2 separate regions of the Mus musculus genome follow, and region 1 is linked to region 2. Evidence: chromatin loops called from intact Hi-C (ENCODE). Cell type or tissue: gastrocnemius. All regions are shown on one strand. Links, peaks and the distances in the headings refer to the core of each region. The heading gives the core; the rest is flanking DNA.

The links. Peaks named below come from ENCODE experiments on the same cell type or tissue, not always from the same donor. Only the 100,000 strongest peaks of a DNase experiment are listed, where the experiment ranks them.
Region 1: it touches region 2 in a loop (2.5-fold over the local background); 3 of 42 quality-filtered maps call a loop at or near these places.

Annotation. Positions count from the first base shown.
Region 1 is chr10:95,697,313-95,708,960 of GRCm38, reverse strand. No RefSeq gene overlaps it. Among named protein-coding and RNA genes, the nearest start is that of Gm47708, 27 kb to the left of the region's middle. In gastrocnemius, for the core only: no CTCF peak of the experiment used is centred there; no DNase peak of the experiment used is centred there; H3K27ac peaks cover 7,145 bases.
Region 2 is chr10:95,745,608-95,757,255 of GRCm38, reverse strand. No RefSeq gene overlaps it. Among named protein-coding and RNA genes, the nearest start is that of Gm47708, 21 kb to the right of the region's middle. In gastrocnemius, for the core only: no CTCF peak of the experiment used is centred there; no DNase peak of the experiment used is centred there; H3K27ac peaks cover 1,713 bases.

The DNA.
Region 1 (11,648 bases), core at 1,962-9,961, 49 kb after region 2:
GTCCCCTTGATTAACAAGGAACGGATCGATCAACAAGGAACTGATGTTTGCTCATCATCAGTTTGTTCCCAGGGTCCTTGGGGAAGACCTATATAGTGCGGAGCTGTAGATGGTTATGCTGCTGTCCCTGCAGAGGAGTCCAAGAGGATGGTGAGACTTTTCCAGGCGAAGCAGGGTCAGACAGAAGTCATTCCGACAGAGGAAGCAATGAGAAATGGGTGGGGATCATCGTTATGGAGAATGAGGAGTCTTTGTGGAGTGGGTTGGGGTGGACTGAGAAGGAGCTGACTAAACCTGGAGATCCTTGGTGATAAAATCGCATCCTACAAGAGGTCAGAGGAATAGGCAAGAAGAGTTGTAAACTGGAAACGTGTTTGAAGAAGAATTCCTGGACTGGCTCAAATTCTATTTCTCTTAAACCTGTTCTTTACTGGGGGCTGAAAGAAAAGGCACTTGCCATACTCACACCACTAATTTCATACTTTGTGTTTTCCAACCTGAAGTTGAGGGCCAGACAGCCCCAAATCCCTTTCCCTGGGATATCATGAATTCTGAGAAGACTTTGTTGTGGCTCGCAGCTCCCAGACCTTGGTAACTGGCATTCCACACATAATTCCTCTCAACTCCTCAGGGTCAAAGAGTGTCAGTTAGTCATTTCCTCTCTGGTTATAGTTTGTAACGGAAGAGCTTTACCACATGTCCCTAGCCCGATGAGCCTTCCAGATGTCCTGTCAGGCAGGCCAATGTCTTCCCGCTTCCTCTCAGGAAAGGATGGCTGAAACCAGCAAGCCACAGGTGGCTTCAGGGAATCTCATTGTGGAGCTTGGCCTGCTCCTATATATATGTGGGTCCCTCTCCATTGTGGGTTTCCCCCTCCCACACTGACATCCTTCCGCAGGAAGTTACAGCTGAGTCCTCCAGACAGTGGGACTCCTTCTGTCCTGTGGACTTAAGTTTTGCTTGTACCACAAACCTTCCCACCTTCATGAATCCTAGCTTGCCCTGTCTCATTCCCCAAGGCTTTGTCTGCAGTATCTGCATTTGGGTTTTCTTGTCTTGCCAAATGGTTTTTTTTTGTGTGAGGGTATCCTCAAAGTTCTGCTAAGTCTCTTGAAGATGCTGAAGAAGACTGCAGTGTCACCCGAAAATGCTCTGTCAGGGAATGCTGGGAACATTATGCCATCCCAGTTTTAGGCTTCTACCTCATACAGGCCTCAGTAAGCCACAGTATAGTCTGTGCCTTAAAACACACGTAGCATCACAATGTTTTTACACTTATCATATATTCACACTCCGTATCGTTTTGAGTTCCCACTTACTGTTGATGTAGGCAAAGCCCTTAGAAAAGCGCTGGTTAATACCATAAAAATATTAGCTGCCTTATTTGCATTATTATTAATGTATGAATTTAGATAGTTTCTTGTAATTGCTTTATGGTGATCTAGTATTGATCTTACTATATTTTATTCCAAAATTGGTGGATATTAAGGTTGCTTCCAACTTTTTATAATCATTGTCAATGCATCTAAAATATTTTTAACATATTATATTCATTTATCCAAGAGTTGTTATTAAAGGTATTTGGTTTGGTTTGGTTTGGTTTGGTTTGGTTTGGTTTTGGGGTTTTTTGGTTTTTGGTTTTGGAGTTTTTGTGGGTTTTTTTTGTCTTGTTTTGTTTTTTGATGTTTTGAGAGTTGATATTTTCTTGGTTGGCTGTAAGAATATGTTTATGTTTATGTTTTCTTTCTGGCTAGCGTGCCTATGCCTAGTAAGACATAGAATTCCTGAATTTTCTACAGAAATTTGACAACCCACACGATTTCTAAAGATTTGTAGATGCAGGGTGATAACCTTGGCTTAACTTACAGTTTTAAAAATGTTGCTGTTGCTGTAGTTTACGAATGAGTCATGTCGGCTTCCCCTTTAGCCCACACTTATTTGACATTATCTACTGGCTCTTAACTTTTTATGGAGTCAGGGACTGTTTAAGGATGTCCCTCAGGAAAATGCATGGGGCCCGGCATCACCCTCTATATGAGCATCGGAAGGCTTCAGAGAGCCCTGGCGGTTATCTACGGCCACCCTCTGAACACGTATCTCCTGCTTCTATTCCATTCCATTTTGGTTTTAGAATATCTATTTGATCACATCCACCCAACCCCCACACATCTCCCTACCACCTTCAAGTAGTTTAGGTTTGGGTTCATTTGTTCTATAACATGCTGAGTCCAGTTAATGGTCAATGGTCTTGTTGGCTTGACCTCGTACAGGACTTATACAGGTAATCATGGCTACAGTGTGTCCACAAGTGCCAATATAACCCTTGGGAGCACTCCTCCCCATCCTCCAGCTCTTCCTTCCCTTCTACGTACTCTACTGAGGCATCCGTAAGCCTCACTGGGGAGGGATTGGCACAGACACCCCATTTAAGGCTGAACCTCAGGTATATCTCCAACCTTTAGCCAGCCCCGGGCCTCTGCATAAACTGCTGCCCACTACAGGAAGATCTGCCTGTACTTAGGTAGATCCTTCGGATTTTTTAGTCCTGAGATTCCAGGGTCCCTACCTCCAGGGATTGTGACTGAGGAGTTCTCCATGGTAACTGAGGCTTGGTGTGTGTGGGTCATCATTTTCAGAAAGGCAGCTTTGGGAGTATCTGGATTCTCAAAGCGCTCCTGTTCTGCCTTCTAAAGCTTGCTCTTCTTTCTATAGCTATGAAGGAAAGGATAAAATCACAACTTTAATACATAAAAGTTTTACTGGCCTCCAAATTAAGGCTGCAGCTATTTAGTTCCAGGGTTACTGTGGGAGGGTAGATCTTCAGCTTCTTGGCTTAGATGGGAGCCAGAGGCAATCCACGCTTAGAATCGGGTGTCATACAAAGGAAAATAAGACAGATACAAAAGGAAGAGGAGGAAGAGGAGGAGGAGGAGGAGGAGGAAGAGGAGGGCAGGGAGTGAGGAAATTCTAAGCCATGCAGAAAATGGAACATACGAAGTATCCTCTAGTTAAGCATGAACAGCTTGTGTTTGGAATGGTTTGTGTTTCTAATTTTATAGCAAAAGTGAGCTCATTTTTCTCCCCTCTGCCAGTTACTTTGAGGATTCTTTTGTGAAAAAAAAAAAAAAAGAAGGAAATAAATTTAGCCTCCTCTCAGATTCACATTCACATAACTGATTCTGTTATAAGATAATGTCCATTGCCTCACTTGCAAATAAGATACTTTTTGTTCATTTAAAAATCTAGTGTCACTGGGTGTGGCATGCTCTTAATCCGAGAATTCAAGAGGCAGAAGCAGGCAGATCTCTGTGAGTTCAGGGCCAATCTGGTCTACATAGAGAGTTACAGACCAGCCAAGCCTACAAGTGAGACTCTGTCTCAATATATATTTACACAATGTACACACACACACACATACAAACATACACATACCCACAGTGTTAAGGGGGGATAGGAAGCAGTAAATTTATAGACCATTTTGAGAACAGCTAAGAATCTGGTTTGTTGGTGGTAATGATGTCTCTCTTGCACACATATACACAAGCGTATGCACACACACACACACACATACACACACACACACACATAGTATTCAGGACGGCAGGAAGCAGAAAATGTATGGACCATTTTAAGCCATTTAAAGACCAACTAAGAATCCTGTGTGTTAGTGATGATGATGTCACACACACACACACACACACACACACACACACACACACACACACCTCACACCTCTCTTCCTTAGGCTGCAAGTATCAAGAGAGTTAATCCTTGCTTTTGACTCAGTCATGTGCAAGGTTGCTCTCCTCGGAGAGGTTCGGTGCCAGCATCCTCTTTAGCCTTTGACGGCATCCATCCGGCTCTGTTAGTGATGCCAGGAACAAGAATCAGGAGCCAGTTCTAGGACTTAGAATGACTCACTGGGTAACTTCGGTGTGGCAACAATAGAAAAGTGACTCGGTTGTTCTGTTTGTGAAACTGGGACAGTGATGCTGGCAGCCTGCCTCTCACAGGGATGAGACAGGACCAGGGTTTCCAGATCTCAGGGGCTCTGGGGCATGGGTGTTACAGGGGGTGGGGGGTGGATGAAGAGGGGGTGGAAGAAGTCAGTGGCAGACAACCCAACTAAGAACTACAGGATGTCTCCCAGCCTGCCCGACAGACTGGATGTATGTGCTCTGTAGAGTGAAGAAAAGTATTGAAGTCAGTGCCTGGCCTTTGTCCCCATGACCCCAGAATACGAGAGGGAGCATGTGTCCCCCCAAGGCCTCCTCGGGCTCTCTACTGTGTTCACTTGACCGTAAAGTGCTTCTCAAGTGCCGCTTGCAGAGTCTAGGCTGTCTGTCCACTCGAGGAGACTTGTGAGGGGGAGCTGGACCATACCTCAGTGGTAAGGCGTTTGCCTCTACTCTCGGTATGTGCAAGGCAGGGACAGGAGGCTGCCCACAAGTTTGAGGCTTGCCTGATCTATGTATTCAGTTCAACGTTAGACTGAATTACACAGTGAGACCATCTCAGAAACAATAATAATCGCCAAATCAAAAGCAAAATCTAGCAAGCCTACCCCTAGGAGAGGCCAGGAATAATCACACGAACAGAGATGAGCGTCAGAATAACCATAAAATGATTAAATCTAGAGGGCACTTACCAGGCGTTTTAACCATATTATTTCAATTTAGAATTGTAAAATGAAGAAATGTTACATTACTAGGCTTAAGTTAATCATATGCAATTAATATTAGTACATAACACTTATGTTATTAGTATACTACAGACAGCATTAATACACTATACAATTGAGAAATAATATAATTCTATATAATAATTACTATGTAGAATTATGATCCCCTATTATGACTGAGGGAAACCACCCAGGATCACAGATGCACTAAGAAACAGCCACCCAGTCTTAACTCAAGAATCTAACTGTTGGGTTGGCAACTCTGACTACCGTCATCGGCTGCTGAGTGAGCCTTAGCATCCTTGGATGCTGTGTGAGCCATGCTGCTGTGTGAGCCACACAGCTGTGACTACCATTGGCCTCAGCTGCTGTGTGAGCCACGCCCTTCACCCTCCCACCCGAATCTCAATCTTGGTCATCACTTTATCCAGGAGTATTTGGTGGTGGGGCCAAGCAAGAGCGTAGAGGATAAAAAATAATTAGTATTTTAAGAAGCCATCTTAGAAATATTATTTGAAGCCTCATAGCATTTCAGAATGAAGAGTTTTAGGAAAATAAATAAATAAAACTAGCCCTAAATCCGATCATTTTATCTGATTATTAATGTTTACAAAAGCAAAGCTATGCCAGGTGCATGATTTCTTATTAACCATGGCTTTAACTAAGGCATCATGTGAGTATCGAAGCCTGGGTTTCAGATAGGAAACTGGTCCTCTGTGACTATCTGGAGTCTGGGGTCATCTGAAACCAACGATCTCTCTTGTATGGCCATGATTGACTCCCAGACTATCAGAGTCGATTCTGATGCAAGGATCAGAAGTGTCACTTCTGCACTACGCTATCCCCAGAAACTGGCCTCCTGGGCCTGTGGCCAAAAAAAAAAAAAAAAAAAAAAAAAAGTTGCTGATGTTAAGACCGTGCCACTGGGGACAAGAAAGGTCTGAGGTTGACTATCAAACTGTCTTCAGGACAGACAGGCCCAGAGTGAAATGACCTCCTCTACCTCTCCTGGTCATCAAAGCCCTCCGTGAGTCACCAAGAGATAGAAAGAAACAGAAAACTACTAAATACACTAAATACAAGCTTGCCAACACGGCCTGGGTGATGTGACCTGGGTCTTTAGCCAGAGAAGTTTTAGGAACCATTAAAGACATACTTGGGAATTCCCTGTCTGTGGGCTGAAGTAGGAATGCCTACTATACTCATGACCTCATCAATGACATCAAGAGTTGCACTGAAATGCCTCATGACTGAAGAGCAGAAGAGGAAGATGGGGAGATGACACCATCAGTAAAGAATGTGTCACACACGCATGAGAACTGGGCTCAGGTCGCCAGCACACGCACTGAAACAAACAGAGCAGGTGCAAAGCAATTGTATGTTAATAACCTGAGAACTGTAGAGAGGTGGAGACAGGGAATCTCTGGTGTCCCTTTGGCCAACCAGCCTAGCCTTATTGGCAAACTCCAAATTCAGTGTGAGATCTTGACTCAAAAATTAAGACGGAGAGCCACTGAAGATGACACCCAATGTCGACCCCTGACCTCCACATATATGCGCATACACATGTGTATATGCATATACGCGTAGCACACAAGAAGTACAAGAGAACAATGGATAAGCTAATAGTAAAAGTTTGCCTCACCAGTAAAGTCGGCTCCAGCATGCATGCATGACTTTCCTCCCAAGTTAGCGATCAAATGGGAGCCCAATATCTGTACATTAAGCATATCGGTTTTTTTCTTTAACACACCCCTTTAGAATTATTTATAGTCTATTAAAAGTGGTTGATATAAGTAATTATATCATTATAATTATATTATTAGATGTTGCTGTGCTTCAAAATTTGATACTAAGAACTTGCACTATAAAAAGTTTTGCTTAATCCATGTTAACTTATCCCAGGAATTTAATACCCCCACTGACTGGTGTGTGTCTATCCTCCCTGTTGGATTTCACTGCTATTAATAAGTTTGTTTACTGGTCTGCTTTTTGCCCCCAACATTTTATATGGTCAGATTTAAATCTGACACCATTAGATCCGAAGGAGTCAAGCCATTAAGATTTCAAACTGCCTCAGAACATAGTAAGCCCAGTCCACATACAGGGATGCAGGCCTGCCTGCCCTTTACAAAGCCATCCTTGAAAAGCAACCCATTCTCCATGAGATATGAAAATGATGTAGTGTAGTCCAAAAACAAGTGGCATGCCCTGGAAATTCCTGGTGAAATTTTCAAAACTCTTTGGCCCTAGAATAGACCAATGAGATTCCTAGTAAGTTTGCATAGACACATTACCAGCCTGTTCATAGAAGAGGTTTTCACTTTCTGGGAAATATTTTAATGGTTGCCCTCTCAAATGTATGTTTACTTATTTTTTTCTTAAATGTGTAGCCCAGATTGGCCTCAAACTTGTTATCCTCCTGCCTCTGCCTCCATCAGCAAATCCTACTAGCGTGTGCCACCACAACCGGCCTGATTAGTTAAATTTGAGGTAAGTCAGTCTGCCTCTCCATACGGCTCTTTAGCAGCAGAACTGTAAAGAACCGAACATTTCCTAACGTGAGTATGACTTCTACGTCGGCTCAGAGCCCCGAGTCGGGAAGGGAGAGAGGGACATCCCGGCTTCTTTGAGAAGACTTAAAGTGCTTCTCACTAGACAAAATGTTCACTGGAAGAAAAAAAAAAAAAAAACCAGATTATCCAGCTGTTTTTTCCCCATGACTTTTCCTGCCCATCTTTTTATTTTGAACAGGTTCAAACAGCTCAATGAATGCCCTCCCTCCAACACACCACTTATAAAGATAAGTCGACAGTTAGCATCTCCCACGATCCTCAAGTTCTAAAGGACACTCGCCTCCTCTTTTCCCAGGGTGTGTGTGCATGTGCCCACGTGGATGGCACAGTCCTCTACAGAGGCAGTTGAAAAGCTCACTCCAGAGGTCATGGGTTACAGTCCTTAGCATGGACACTCAGGACTTCTTCAGCAGCAGGATGCTCTTCCCTGACACCCCCCGTGGTCCTGAGGTACCAGCTCCCCTCATGGAGAGGGACTATCCTCACTGAAACCTCACACTCCACATCTTATGTCTTTACCTGCGTCTTCCTGCTTCCAGCCCTGACCTTCATCTTCATCCTCATCATCATCTTACTTTGTTTCTCAAGATTTTTCAATCTAAGTCTTCTAGAATGCATCATACTCTTTTGATTTATCTGATTCTTTCCCCATGACCCGACTCCACTTAAGCAATTTCCAGTAATCTTGGCAGGGAGCATACAGTGGGGTGCGAGTCCCATGAGCTTTGAGGGAGCTGAGAACAAGGATCTTGCCATGCCTGAGTGATACAATTGGAAGAATTTTTAAAAGGCCATTTTTGAACACAAGGATTTAGACTAGACTGCTTTTAATCAAGGGGCAGGATGGTTCAAAGCAAAATGAAAAAAAGGGGGAGGGGTGGCCAAGATTAGAGCCCAAGATTATTAATAACTTCTATATGTTTGAAAGGGGCCCTTGTTATGCCAAACCTAGCAACCTTTGTTGACTCATCAGAACTGAGATTTGGGCAGGGTCAGACCCTGCCCTTGCAAAGTGGATAATTACTAATTACCAGCTTCGTGAGATTTCAGGAATGTGGGCTGCCCCTCTTGCCCACTGAGCAACACTGCCTCTATCATGCAAATGATGAGTCGCAGTCACCCCTGCCCTACCCTTCTCCGGGGAATGCCTAACATACATCAGGCCGTGAGTTCAGGGTTTTACTGAGCCATCTTTATTACAGTGTCAAGAGGCAAGTATCACTACACAGATTTTTAAGGTGGGAAAATGAGGCCCCAAGAAGCCAAGCAGCTAAACTGGAATTGGAGCCAAAATCTGCCACAGTAACCAGAGTTCACAGGCTGGAGAGATGGCTCAGGAGCTATTGCTCTAGCTAAGGTCTGGAGAGATGGCTCAGGAGCTATTGCTCTAGCCGAGGGCTGGAGAGATGGCTCGGGAGTTATTGCTCTAGCTGAGGGCCTGGGTTCTTTTGCCAGAAGCCCGCATGGAAGCTCACAGCCACCTATAATTCCAGCTCCAGGGAATCCGACACCTCTTCTGACCTTCACCAGCACCAGGCCCACAAGCAAAGCACTCATACACATAAAATGAATAAATCTAAAATAAAAATAAACAACCAGCCGGGCGTGGTGGCGCATGCCTTTAATCCCAGCACTTGGGAGGCAGAGGCAGGTGGATTTCTGAGTTCGAGGCCAGCCTGGTCTACAAAGTGAGTTCCAGGACAGCCAGGGCTACACAGAGAAACCCTGTTTCGAAAAAATAAATAAATAAAATAAACAACCAGAGTTCCAAAATCCTATTCTCCCTATGGTATCCTTCTGTCCCCAGCCTCACCTCCTATCTCAAATGGCTTTCTCTTCTCTCTCTAGAGTCTAAGCAATACACTAGATATTTGAGAGCGTCACCTTATGCCAACAGGTCCTTCTAAAGATTGCAATGTTTGTTACTCCTGCCCACATTTGCACCAGACACTTTGGTGAAATCACAATCTTCCTAAGAAGTATGTAAGGACAATGTCGCTGATAATACCCTGTGTCGCTGGTCTAGGAAATGGAGGAGCCAGAGTCTGACTCACACCTACCTTCAAGCCAGAGCTTCTAAACTTGCTACTTTATAACCTAGCATCCCTGACAAGCCAGGGGCCAAGGTACTTCCTCGAAGTAATGAAGGCCAAGAAACTAGCTCATTAACTTCTGAACTCCATTGCTTCCAGGAACACCGCCCAAAAGGGCACTGCCCATTAGAACATTCCTCTAATGGGTCACAGACTCACAGAGGCCTGGGAACAATTACTTGGCCAGGACTCCTCCCTACAGGAAGGTGTTGCTCTTCACATCTTCAAAAAGACCCAGGAGACAAAGTAATACTTAAGGGGAGCACACACACACACACACACACACAGTGTGATTTCTCCTACAGGAACTCCTTACAGTGGCTTAGTTTAATAACAGATAATGTTTCCCCACAGCTTCGGAAAGGAAATGTTCCTGACTGTGACCACTGGTCCACAGCAAAGATATCTTCATGAAACAAAAAGCAGCAAGTGTGTGTGTGTGTGTGTGTGTGTGTGTGTGTGTGTGCATGTTTGTTGGATGCATTCAACCTTTTCCAGCCCTTTCTTGTGGCTCTTCTATGAACAGGAAGTCTATAAGGTAAGAAGGCTGTGGTGGTTCTTGTCCTGTTCTGTAGCTGTGGCTCAGCCGTGATGCCACCTCTGCCACTAGAGCTGGCATACCTGTTAGGGCGTCTTCCTCAGCCTGTCTTACAGGGATGGGAATTTGAGGATTCCCGTCTCTACTGTCTTAAGGTCCTTGATATGGGGAATAAATGTAATCCTGGAAGATTTCTTCATCTGTATCTCTAATTCTACTGTCTCTTGGTTTTCTGTGCAGTTCTCACAGCTAGTCTTCCCAATATTCCATAAACACATGGAAAGAATACTCATCCTTAGAACAAAAAACACCGCCCTTTCCAATGCATTCTTTTCCTCTTTTTTCTTATTATTTGGTTTTGGTTTGCTTGCTTGCTTGCTTGTTGTTGTTGTTGTTGTTGTTGTTGATGATGATGATGATGACGATGATGATGATGATAGTGATGATGATGATGACGATGAAGGGTGGCACACTGTCCCTCATGCTCCAGAGTCTGCCTTCCAAGCACTGAGACTATAGGCAGGCCTGTACTGACACACCGGCTTTCGCTTCCATTCTGATTTCCACTTCTCTTCAGAAGAGAGGTTGCGTACTTATTGCCTCTGCTCTTTTCTCCTGAACCTTCCATTTTCCCCTCAGCCCACATCAGCCATCAACCCCGGTCTTCATGAGGTCCCAATGACCTTTATGTCTTCTGTTTGGATTGGAAACGGTCTCCAGAAAGGAGAACTCTGCTGCAGAGTATCTGTGACACCTCTGTTTCCTGCTTTGCTTCTGTCCTCTGTCACCTTTGTTCGTCCACAGCCTTCTACCGCTTCCTGAATACCGAGAGACAGGAGGCTGCTTTGTTTGGGATGAGTTCCATTGGCCGGAAGCTTGGATGCAGAAAGACAAGGTTGAGAGATAATGGAGCCTTAAGAGGTGTGGTCTAGTGGCACTTGGTTAGGTCATGAGGGCACCACCTTTAGAAGAGATTAATAATGCTCTTGCAGAAAAAAGTTACTGCTCAAGAGAACACTGATATGAATCAAGACTGACATGGTATGTAGCAGGTTGCTCTGGTTCTCTGTGTAGTCAAATACTAAATTCTGTATCCTGAGATCTGATTGTTCTAAGACAGGCAGATCTTCATGTATTCCAGCTTTTTAAACCTCTCCAGACCCCCACCCCCAAGTTATCCATGATTGGTCAATAAAGATGCCTACAGCCTGGGCTGGACAGAAGAGAGGAGACAGAACAAAGGTTCCTGGGCTTGGGGTTCTTGGGCAGAGATGATGAGGAAAGAGAAGAAAGGAGAAGGGAACAAGAAGTGGCAGTGAGGTAGGTGGATTGATTGTAAGCACATGGCCATGAGAGCCGGCCTGCTGGAGTAGGAACAGCCCAGGTAGAACATGGCAAGTGATATCTTGAGGTTATTGAGACGGAAGTAGATAAAGTCGAGTTGAGGGTTGAGAGCTGCCCAGCTCTGATACTTTAAGGCATATTATAAATATAAAGGCTTTTCTGTCTTGTATTTGGGAACTATGTGGTTTAAGTAGAGTAAAACCCCCAAAATAATATTTACCACAATAGCATTACCTGGTCCCTCTCAAACAGATGGCCCCTTTCTATTTCCTTACCATTTTATGGTGTCTCCAAAACCCTTGCTGGGACACTGGACCCTGCTCTTGAACCTCTAGAATTAGAAGGCAAATGGGCTTCTTTTCTTTAAAGTCAGCCCAGCTTCAAGTGTCTTGATGAAGAAACATAAAATTGACTGA
Region 2 (11,648 bases), core at 1,483-9,482:
GCAGCTCTGCATGTATATCAGTATTCTAATGCTGCCTGACTGCGCGAAGGTCTCTTTGAACTCTCTGAGCCCTGCATTCTCCCCAGCACTTATGTAGCTCTTTGTATTGAGTATAGAGAGATACAATTAAGGGATGATGTACAGTGTGTGACCTGAGAGTTAATATCAGTCTGGGGATTTGAACTCCAGTTCTTATGCTTGCATTGCAAGCACTTCTACCCACTAAGCCATCAATCATTAGTCATTTAGATTGAAATAAAAGAAACTGTTTGCCAACAGCTGACTATCAAGGGATATTGGAACTATTTGACAAATGTCAACTAACAAAACCAGTGTGTAGGTTGTGAGTTGATTGTTATTCAGTAAATTCTGTCATTGTGAGAAGACAAACAGATCAATGGTTTTGGCATAGTATTCTCATCGCAATGGCTTGAGGCAATCCATCCTTCATCCTGTAATATGGTACCATATTATAGAACAGGCTCTCACATAAACTTGGTGCTATTTCTGGCTTCGGGTACTTTTCCTTGGGTCTATTTGTCTATTTACCAGTTCCAAGCTAGTTTGTGTGGGAGGGTGAGTCCCTCTTTTCTGTTTCTCCATTTTAAAGTAGACTTAGTGTCATTCCTTCATATAAATTTTAAATAAGCACATGGAGATTTTTAAAAACTGCCATAATTTTTCTAAAATTACATTGTATTTATAGATCACTTTTGAGGGAAATGAATATATTTGCATTTCAAAGACATAGGATATGTTTCCATCTATTCAGATCTTCCTTTCTCTCTCCCTTTCTGTGTGTGGGCATATATTCATAAAGTACATATACTTATTCATGTGGTCATGTGCAGACTACAAATTACAATGTATGTGTGTATGTGTATATATATATATATATATATATATATATATATATATTTGTGTGTGTATATATGCATATATATGTATATGTATGTGTCTATATGTAAATTTATGTACATATATATATGTGTATGTGTGCATATATATGTGTGTGTGTATGTATATATGTATATGTATATATATATATATATATGCCTGTGGATGTCACAGGTTGATACCCCGTGTCTTTTCTGCCCATCTCCAGTGCTGGGATTAGAGATGAGCATGAAGGCTGGAGATCCAAGCTTGGGTCCTCACTCTTGGAAAGCAAGCCCTTTCCTACTGAGCCATTTCTTTAGCCCTGAATTTTATTTTTAAGCCACAAGTTTACAGTTTTTAAAAGAGCATCCTTGATCATCACACTGTTTGTATTTTACAAACACCCCATGTACAGAAAGAATGGGTACTGAGCCCATTTTATAAATAATACTCATCATGACAGGCTTTAAACATCTACTTAACTAAAAAGAAAATTATATTTGCGTCTTTTAAATTTCAGATTTTCTCATAATGATTGACTGACATACTGGGTCAAAGTATGTAAAACTGATTTACTCAAACAGCATGAAAAGTGAATTTTAATTTAAATCTCATGCTATCCTGAAAATGGCAATCTGATATAGTCCTCTTAGTTTCAAGAAAGTGGTACTATCTGATGTTAAAAGTTCTGAGTTTCCTGTGCTGGACTGGGGCTGTAGTGCTATTACATATTTGGGTCCATGGTGAAAGAGGAAGTTTGGTCAGCTTAGGTAAGTGAGTCAGTTCTATGAGAAAAAAAAATGATGATTCTATGAGAGAATGATGGGGAATGATCATCAGAACGATTTTACTAACGTGGCCAATGCAGCAACAACCTTTATCTGGTTGAACTTATTTAAACAATTAGAAGCTACAATGTGCCCAGTGTTGCGATGAATGCCTGCCATCTTGGCACTTGGGAGGAAGAGGGAGGAGGATCAAGAGTCAGGTTTACCCCCTGCTATAGAGGGAGACAGAGGCTAGGCTAGGCTACTTGAGACTGGGTAGTGGGAAACCAGAACCACAGTAAAAATAATATTGCTACTCCATTTTTTCCCAGAAGGAAAAACTAAGTAAATCAACTTCTTCTTAGTTATGCAAAGATAGCCTATTTAAAAAACGACATTATTTGTGAATAATAAAGGAAACCCAAGCTTGGTCTACTGTTCTCTATAATCAACCTCTACAATCCACCTGTGGATATCAACGCCTCTTCAATGCACTGTAGGACACTTGGGCAGACAAATAAGCAGGTAATTTTCTTACTTCTTAGAAGACTGGCATTAGGACAATTTGGGTATGTATCTGTTTCTAACAAGCAAGGAGTTTTCTTATAAATACTTGCCTTTCACTTCAGGAATCACTTAGGGACTGTCCCTCTCGCTGCTGCTGTTCCTCAGAACTGTGCAGAATATTAACAGGACAGGAAATGCACATAGGAAGATGTTAAGATGCTCAAGGGAAAGAATTGCCAGCTGTGGTGCTATAAGCTTATAATCTCGGTCAGGAGTTCAAGTATATCCCTGGCTACATAGCAGTTAGAGGCAAGTCTGGGCTACCATTGCTTCAACCATCTCCCACAAGAAGGGTAGAAATACGGCAGAAGAGGACAACAGAAATCAGAAGCCTTTCTCAAATGCATTCCAGAAAACTGAGTAGCAGAATACGATACAGTAACCAAGTAGAGTGCTCACACAACCCTGAGAGAGATCAATGAAAGTGGGCGGCTCCAGATCCATCACCTTCCATTGGGCCCCTGGTTTCCTTTGAGGTGGCTCATGATTTATAACAAGATTTACTGTGAGGTAGCTCACAAGAGGTTTGCTTTTTTGGGATTTGTTTGTTAACGAGAAAAATAAGAATTCTCAAGAAGAATGTAATATAGATTCTCTTTTAAATCCTCAACGTTGTGAAGTTGAGCTTTTAATAAAGGGGAAAACAGACTTCAGACCAGAGAAGCATTACAGAGGTGGTGAGTTTTATTTAATCTCTTACCAGCTTAAAAAAAAAAAAAAAAAAAACCACAAGGGCTGAAGAGATGGCTTACGGTTAAGAGCACTGACTATTCTTCTGAAGGTCCTGAGTTCAAATCCCAGCAACCACATGGTGGCTCACAACCATCTGTAATGAGATCTGATGCCCTCTTCTGGAGTGTCTGAAACAGCTACAGTGTATTTACATATAATAAATAAATAAATAAATCTTTTTTTAAAAATCACCTTTAAATAAAACTAAAGCAGCCGTATGTGGTAGAGCAGGAACAAGGATTACTCACAGGGCATCGGTCATTTGTGCTAGAAGATTCTTCTTGGGTGGGAGGGTTTTTTTTGTTTTTTTTTTTTTGTTTTTTTAGGGGGCCTGCTTGTTGAACTCATGAACTTGTACAAGTTTATATTTAGCCAACTTCTATCCTCACACCTGTCCGTTCAGGCATTAGTCTTAAGCGCATGTAAAAGCAAATGAATACATCTGTGCAGCAATGGGTAAAAATAACCGGAACTATTCCTGTAACACGATCAAAGATCTCTGACCAAGACCAAGATCTTATTTCATAGCATAAAGTGGCCGAATTAGATGTTTCCTCACGTTCGGTGATGCGTTGGTCTCATTCACTGTGGATAAAATAGCTGACCTCCATTCCAGAAAGATGTGTGCGCAACTAAAGTTAACCAGTTTCATTGCCTCTGACGCAAACCTTCTGAATGTGCTACCATCACAGAGACCAAGGGTTGATTCCTGCCTGAGGAGGGATATTTAAAGCAGAGGCGCTGTATGAGCATCATGCATGGCAGCAGTGGCCCCCAACACGTGGGAGGCAACCCCTTTGGGGGTTGAATAACCCTTTCACAAGGGTTGCCTATCAGATATCCTGCATATCACATATTTACATTACAGTCCAGAACAGCAGCAAAATTGCAGTTATGGAGTAGCAACTGAGATAATGGTATGGTTGGGGACCACCACAGCCTGAGGAACTGTATTAAAGGGTCACTGTGTCAGGAAGCTTGAGAACCACTGATTTACAGGATGGTTATCTGATCCCCAAACTCAAAATATGAACTGTTCCCAAGTGTCAACCTTCTTAGTCACCAACATAATGCCCCGTGTGGGTTTTATCTTTCAAAAATGAGTATTATCCCCTCAGGCTGTGCATACAAGCTATGGAGAGACGTCAATGAGCCTTGAGTTCCCACTCAAGTCACCCACCCAGAGTGCCACATCCACTCCACCTCAGCCACACACTTCTGCTCCTGCAAGTTGAGTTCTGTGTCTTTTCAACTCCAGAATTCTTCATGTTGTAGTTACGTGTCACTAAAATTACATAATGGCATAGGAATAGAAAGAGTGAATTATTATAATGGTACAAAATAATATTTTTTACTGAGATGTTTTGGAAAAACTCACCAGTGTTAAAATATGGTAAAAGATTGTGAAGATGATTTCACAATCCAAGTTTGGAAATGAGCAATGAGGTCTCACAGAAGTGGGTTAGGTTAAAACTGGCTTTAGACCATTGCCAGTGAACTTATTATAGTGAAGGCTTCTAAATGCAGTTATGTGTATTAAGGTTACGATGAAAGCATAACGTTTTCAATGTGTTATAACTTTGGTCTACAACGTATTAAAGGCTTGGTCTCTGGCCTGGTGTTATTGGAAGGTGGCGGCAGCTTTAAGAGGTAAGGGCTGGTGGGAAATGTTTTGGTTATTGACAGGTGCCCTTAATAGGGGTTCTGGAACTCCAGGCCTTGCCTCTTCCGTTTCCTGACCAATATATGGTGATCACTTGCTAAACCACATTCTGCATGCCCTGTGGTGCTCCTCCACCACAGGCCAAAAAGTGAATGGGTCAACTGGCCTTGAACAGAAACTTCCAAAACCATGAGCAATTATAACCATTCCTCCTTATAAATTGATTGTCTCAGATATTTTCTAAGTGTTGTACAAACTAACATACATTGTAATGATGTCTTTTTATTTCTTAACTCATTGTGCTAATAATTTTATTAACTGTCTAGTAAGATACACACAAGGTGTGACCCAGTCTAACATCACCTCTAGTCAAGGATTTCATGAATGTAGACTTTCCAATAAAGATTATACTTGTCGAGCCGGGCGTGGTGGCGCACGCCTTTAATCCCAGCACTTGGGAGGCAGAGGCAGGCGGATTTCTGAGTTCGAGGCCAGCCTGGTCTACAGAGTGAGTTCCAGGACAGCCAGGGCTACAGAAAAACCCAGTCTCGAAAAACCAAAAAAACAAAAACAAAAACAAACAAACAAACAAACAAAAAGAATATACTTGTCAGCAGGTGGTGGTGACACACACCTTTAATCTTAGCACTTGGGAGGCAGAGACAGGTGGATCTCTGAGTTCAAGGCCAGCATGCTCTACAGAGGAAGTTCCAGGACAGCCATGGCTATATACAAAGAGAAACCCTGTCGTGAATGCTGCCCCCAAATGTACTGTGTCTACCAGTAGGTCCTTCAAAAGAACCAAACCTCCTTTCCTCCATTTGCACAGCAGAAGATAAGAAAGTATTCTAGGGGTTGGAGAGAAGGCTCAGTGGTTAAGAGCATTGACTGCTCTTCTAGAGGTCCTGAGTTCAAATCCCAGCAACCACATGGTGGCTCACAACCATCCGTAACAAGATCTGACTCCCTCTTCTGGAGTGTCTAAAGACAGCTACAGTGTACTTACATATAATAAATAAATAAATAAATAAATATATATATATATATATATATATATATATATCTTGAAAGAAAGAAAGAAAGAAAGGAAAGAAAGAAAGAAAGAAAGAAAGAAAGAAAGAAAGAAAGAAAGAAAGAAAGTATTCTAATTGGTAGCATCTTTCCTTTGAAATTCCCTTGCTCTCTACCAAGAAAAATTAATCAGTAAGCAGTCATACTTAGATCACCCTGAGGTAGAGAGAAGAATTTATTGCTACTGGAGACATTCTACATGTGCTGAATGGCTAGCAGGTGCCTCTGTACTGTCTCTGGGGAGAATCATATTGCTGCTAGCTGTCCTAGTCTCTAGTCTTAACAATTACGGTTATCTCCACTAGTATGGAGAATTATAAGAACATGAAAAGCATCCTTGTTTGTGGTCCAAGACACAAATGCTCAGCCCCTGAGCTACTAGCTCATCACAGGACCATAAGGCCCTGAGTCAGCCTTCCCAGGCCTGCATCTGTGACATGATGGAAAGATAATGAAGGGGAGGTGGGGGAATGCGTCATCAAAGCCTAGATGGCCACTGTAGGCGCAGAGGATGAGAAGGACAGGCTTCTGGACTTTGTTTTGTCTCCCTGGCTTCCTTTTCAGAATTCTCCACTTTTGCCATCTGTTATATGGAGTCCCGTGTAAGTTCATGGGACCTGGTTTGTAGATTTACTATTAAGAAGATGTGCATGTCTTTTCTCAAAAGTTCTTGTCCCGGTGTAGTCCTGCTACCACCTGTCCATCTTCCAACAGGGTCCTGAACTCAGTAACAATGCAAGAGAAGTAGCAGGTTGCTTAGATAACAGTCTGCTGTGCTCTGAACTACTACACACCAATAAATGACTGCTTCCCAAGGCCTGAGTGAAGTCTTTGTATCGCTCCACGTATGCCCAGCAGCATCACGAACAATGGGGTTAAGTGAAAAATGTTAAACTTCCAACAAGGATAGCTTGAGCAAGTGATGCTGCCATCGTCCCTTCATAAAAGATGACTACTGTTCGGGACTGGAGGGATGGCTCAGTGGTTAGGAACCATTCTACTTCTGAGTAATCTGGTGCCCTCTTTGAGCCTGCATAGGCTGCTACACACACTCTGTACTAGAAACTCACACAGGCAAACACACACACACACACACACACACACACATTACATAAATCAATGAGTATTTATTGACATATCACATATGTGATAATTAAGTGAAAAACCAACTCCAAAAGAGGAAAGTCTGACTTAACTCCATCACTGTGAAACAATGCATGTTAATGAAGTTTTAGGGAGACTCTATAGGACTCCCTATGGATGACATAAATTACAGAAATTTACATTTCCCTTCTTTAAATGCTTACCTGCATTTTTCTAATTTTCTATATTGAGATAGGTTGATTTTTTTTCATTTTGAGTTTAAAAAAAATTTTTTTTGCATCTTTTAACCATTTGTCTAAGTGTGTGCCTATGTGGTGTGTGCCTTTGAGTGCAGACATGCTGTCCATGGAGACTCGATGCTCCAGTAGTGAAAGCGCGACAGGCCCTGAAAACCTAGGTGCTGTCCCGAGGCAAAAAGTTCACGGAAACTTAGTCTCCTGGAATCGTGACATCCTGTATAAAGAATGCTCCAATGTCCTTGCTTTAGTTGGTAAACAGATCTGTGTGCTTTCCCTTAATATTGCTTTATTACAAGTGCTCCTAAGGATTGATATTTTGACATAGCTAAGTTAGACTCTAGGCAGTCCTTGATCCGACCATGGGCATGGATAGCTAAGTCACTGCCCTACACAGAAATTTACCATTATCTAGGAAGAAGGAAGTTTGTGACCTAAAGAGGAACCAGAGTAGATACTTAGAACTATAGGTAGCTGAGTTACACCCATACACAAGTATTTACAATGGCCTACAGGGAAGGTGGACTATACAATAGAGTAGGAACTATGGCAAGGGCACGAAGCCCTTGCCCCTGACTTCTAAGATTAAGTGGACCTTAGGTGGAGCTGTTTTTGACCCCAGTTATTAACACTGAGTTTTACCCCAGTTGGTTCCTGCCAGTCCTTCCGTGTTTGCATTCCTCTGTTTTGTGTAAGAATCCAGTAACCTCTTTGTACCTTGCCTGTGTGTCACCCAACTTCCCTATTTTCTTCTGTATAAAAAGTTTGATGCTCGATCTGACATTACATTCAGATCCACACTCCCTTGTGTCCAGTCTGTCTGTCAATTCCCACCGACTCCTTGCCCACCTGTGACAAGAGACCCGTTCCACACAGATAAGGGACCAAAAGGGTTTGCAGCAACTCGATGCATCAGATTCCCTGAAACTGGATGCACAGGCAGTTGTGAGCTGCCTGACATGGGTGCTGGGAATTGAACTTGGGTCTTATGGAAGAGCAGTTCATTCTCTTAATGGCTGAGACAGCTCTTCAGAAAGAAGAAGAAGAAGAAGAAAAAAAAACACAACAAAATCTAAATGAAATAGAACCTGTAGCAAAGCTATTCATAAAGCATTGACAACTATATTTTGATAACGAAAATAGTGACTGAAAAAATAAGAACTGTTTTTGAAAATAGTAAATCTTTTATCTCCTTCCTTTGTTTGTTTGGTTGGTTGGTTTGTGTTTCAAGACAGGGCTTTGCCCTATAGCCCTGGCTATCCTGTTACTCACTCTGTAGAACAGGCTAGCCTCAAACTCACAAGATCTGCCTACCTCTGCCTTCCACTGCTGTGATTAAAGGTGTGTGCCACCACCTCCTAGCTATTTTATTTTAAGAGGACAATCACCAAATGAGAAATTTATGAAGCAACCATATGTGGCTTGCAAAAACCTATTCTTCACAGCTGAACTTTACCTTAAACTGCTTCTAAATAGAATCTAGATTGTATGTAAACAATCACAATACTTTGAAATCTATAAATTACAATCATATACAACACAGTGTAATTTTTCCCCTTTCATGACTTGCCAAATTATCACTTAAAGACAAAGATATAGAGTGAATATCTTTGTAATTGTAATAAAAGCTATCGGGTACCTAGGTAGCTATCAGGTGCCTTCTGTGTGCCTATGTGTGGCCATCCTTACAGTGATACTGATGGTTAATGGTTAACCTTCACTGTTTCTAGGATCTGAGTGTTTTTATGATGATGTTTGGGTTGCTGAGAAAATGAAACTGAAAAAGTTGAATTTCTTTCAATTATGGAACAGAACAGCATTATGTTAAACAATAACAACAACAACAATAACAAAACAAAACTTTTCAGCTCTTAGAACCACTTTATGTTAGCCATGTGAACTAATACATGAACAACCCACTGTCCCCTAAGCAGCAGATGTTCCGGTTAGATGGCACGGAGCAAATTATAAATGTGATAACCATTACAAATGAGGGCACACAGGGTGTGAATTCAGAGTTATTCTGCTCTTCATTATCTTCCCTGCATGCAAGATACTTAAACAAGTGCTGAAGCAGAAGCAGGAGTTAAGCTGGGCAAAGAGGGGGCGTGGGGAAGGATGCCCAGCAGAGGGTACAGTAAGATAAGGCGGTGAGTGATGAGGATGTGCCTAGCCAAACATCCACAGCTACAGATCGAAGCAGTAAGCATTTACCTCTCTCGTGGAGGCCTATAGGTAAGTGCAACCGTGTGGGCTTGGCTGGAGTTAAAGCCTCATTTGCAATTACTGCACATCCTCTTTGGAACGAGAGCTTTCTGAAACGCTCCTTCCTCATGGAACATGACATGAGCAGAAGAGCTCAAGCGAAACCACGGGAGGGCGTTTAAAGGGCAGCTGTCAAATTCAGAAAGACTTCATTATAGTCAGCCCCCAAATCCATAGAAGGAAACCCATTTTACCCACAGTGGGCATCACTTCAGGGACATAGGATGTAAGGATGTAGATGAAAATTTTAATGTGGCTACAAGCGGAGACTAGACAAACAATGATTCAATCCCTCTCGTCTAGATTAGCTAAGGAACCCATTGCCAGTGTGCCTGAAGCACTACAGGGCCATAAGGCAAAGTTCACCATTCTTGTTACAATTGTCATTCCCGAGGCATTTCCTAAAAGTAGAAATGACACATGGTATCCTTTTAAACTTACTCACTCCAAATGAGAATGATTCACCCAACCTGTACCTAAACTCTATTCCCAAAGAGTTGAACATTTTTTTTAAAAAATGCAGATTTAATGTCATTTATTTGAAATGTTTGGACCAAAAGTGTTCTAGATTTCATAATTTGAGATGACAGGTATTTGCCTGGTTCTTACCGAGGGAGGGAGCCGTGGATGCTTCTGAGAGTCGCTGGTGTGGACGCCCTTCTAAAGCACACTGTGATAACTTTGATTACTTAATGGTTGATACTGGGCAGTATCTTCATCGACAATGACTCAAAGTGACAGCCCCAAGTTCCAGTTTAAATCTTATCTATCATCTTTACTCTCAAAACGTTTAATCTCATCATCAGATAAATCCTCAGAGACTTCAAGTTCACCTTATTTTGCCCTTAGGTCCCTGAAAGACCTGGGGAACCATCTTGAAAAGAGGCAAGGGAGATGAGGTGATTTAACCTCAACTTTATTTTCATCCCTCTCTTCTTCTATAGATCATGAGCTTTCTTCTGTTGCTTTCTTTCTTCTATCAATAGGAAGTAGGTTGTGGTGTTTGGGGCCTTTATTTACCTCATCTATCTATGCATGTATGCTTGGCATGGTTAGGAGTGCCTGAAGACAGACAGTTTGCAATAAATTTTTGCTAAATAAATAATTTGATCCAGGTTTACACAACATAAACATCATCTCCACTGAATGATCTTACTGAGTTATTGACTTTTCATTTTCCTTTTCCCTGTGTGTTTTAGCTTTTGTTGTTTTGGGTTTTTTTGTTTTGTTTTTGTAATGAGGTCTCACTCTGTAGCCAGGTCTTCCAAACTCACAATGACCCTCCTGTTTCAGCCTGCCAAATGCTGGGATTACAAGAATAAGCCATTACACACACTTGAATTTCCTTCCTAAATCAATTTTTACACTCCTAAGAAATTCTCAGATTACTGAACAAAAATATTGCCTGTTGAAAGCTAAATATACAGCCTTATATGTGTCAGAGTAGTCCCATCACCTCAAGTAAACACAAACGGCCAAGTCCAATGATCAGAGCCAAATAGCTGCTACATTCAGACCAAGTGCAAAGGGATTTAACATGCTTGTCCAGATTCAGCACTAACAGATGGTTCCCTCCCGTGCCATAACTGAACTTAACCAGTGACTCACAACAGAACACAGTATTTAAGCCAGAACACTTATTGTCCTTTTAGTTCAAACCCTTGATTAGAATTCCCTCCCAGCCTTATGCTACGATCAGGTGCCACACTTCTAATACGGGTCACAATAGAACTGCTCACAGTTGTAGAAATGAGTAAAATTCAGTTTCATCTCCCTTTCATCTTGAGCTTTCACACTTTCTTTTGTTTCGATGCAGACTTTGTTAGACACGCAGCTAGAAGGAGAAGGCATACAGAACGAGGCACAAAGCATTCGCACAGGTTGGTGGAGAAACCAACTGCAGATAGGAAGAGCAATTTACATTAAAGGGCGAGAGGAAGTGACACAAGGAAGTGACAACTTTCTTCAAAGAAAGAGCAAGTAAAGGAAGCAACAGTCAGGGGAGAAGAGTTCTTTCTTTCTGTCAAGTTACAAGAATTAGTGGGTTTGTGTCCTGATGTCACTGCATGCTCTTACTCAAGCATAATTACCTTCATACGGTCCCCCAAGTTACAGCTGTGAGGTTCATCTCAATTATTCCAGAACCTTCTGTATTTAAAATCATGACCTTAAACCTTTAAACCATCTTGCAAATTAAGCATTTCTCCACCCCATTGATACTGCTTCTCCCTGTAGACCCCAGTCCACTGTCAACACCTTCTGAAGGCCAACAGGGCTGAGCAGCAAGAATGCCTCAATACCCAGAGCAGGTCTGAGCCTTCTAGAGTTTGTATTTCAGTGAGGTATGGCAAATGGCAGGTAAAT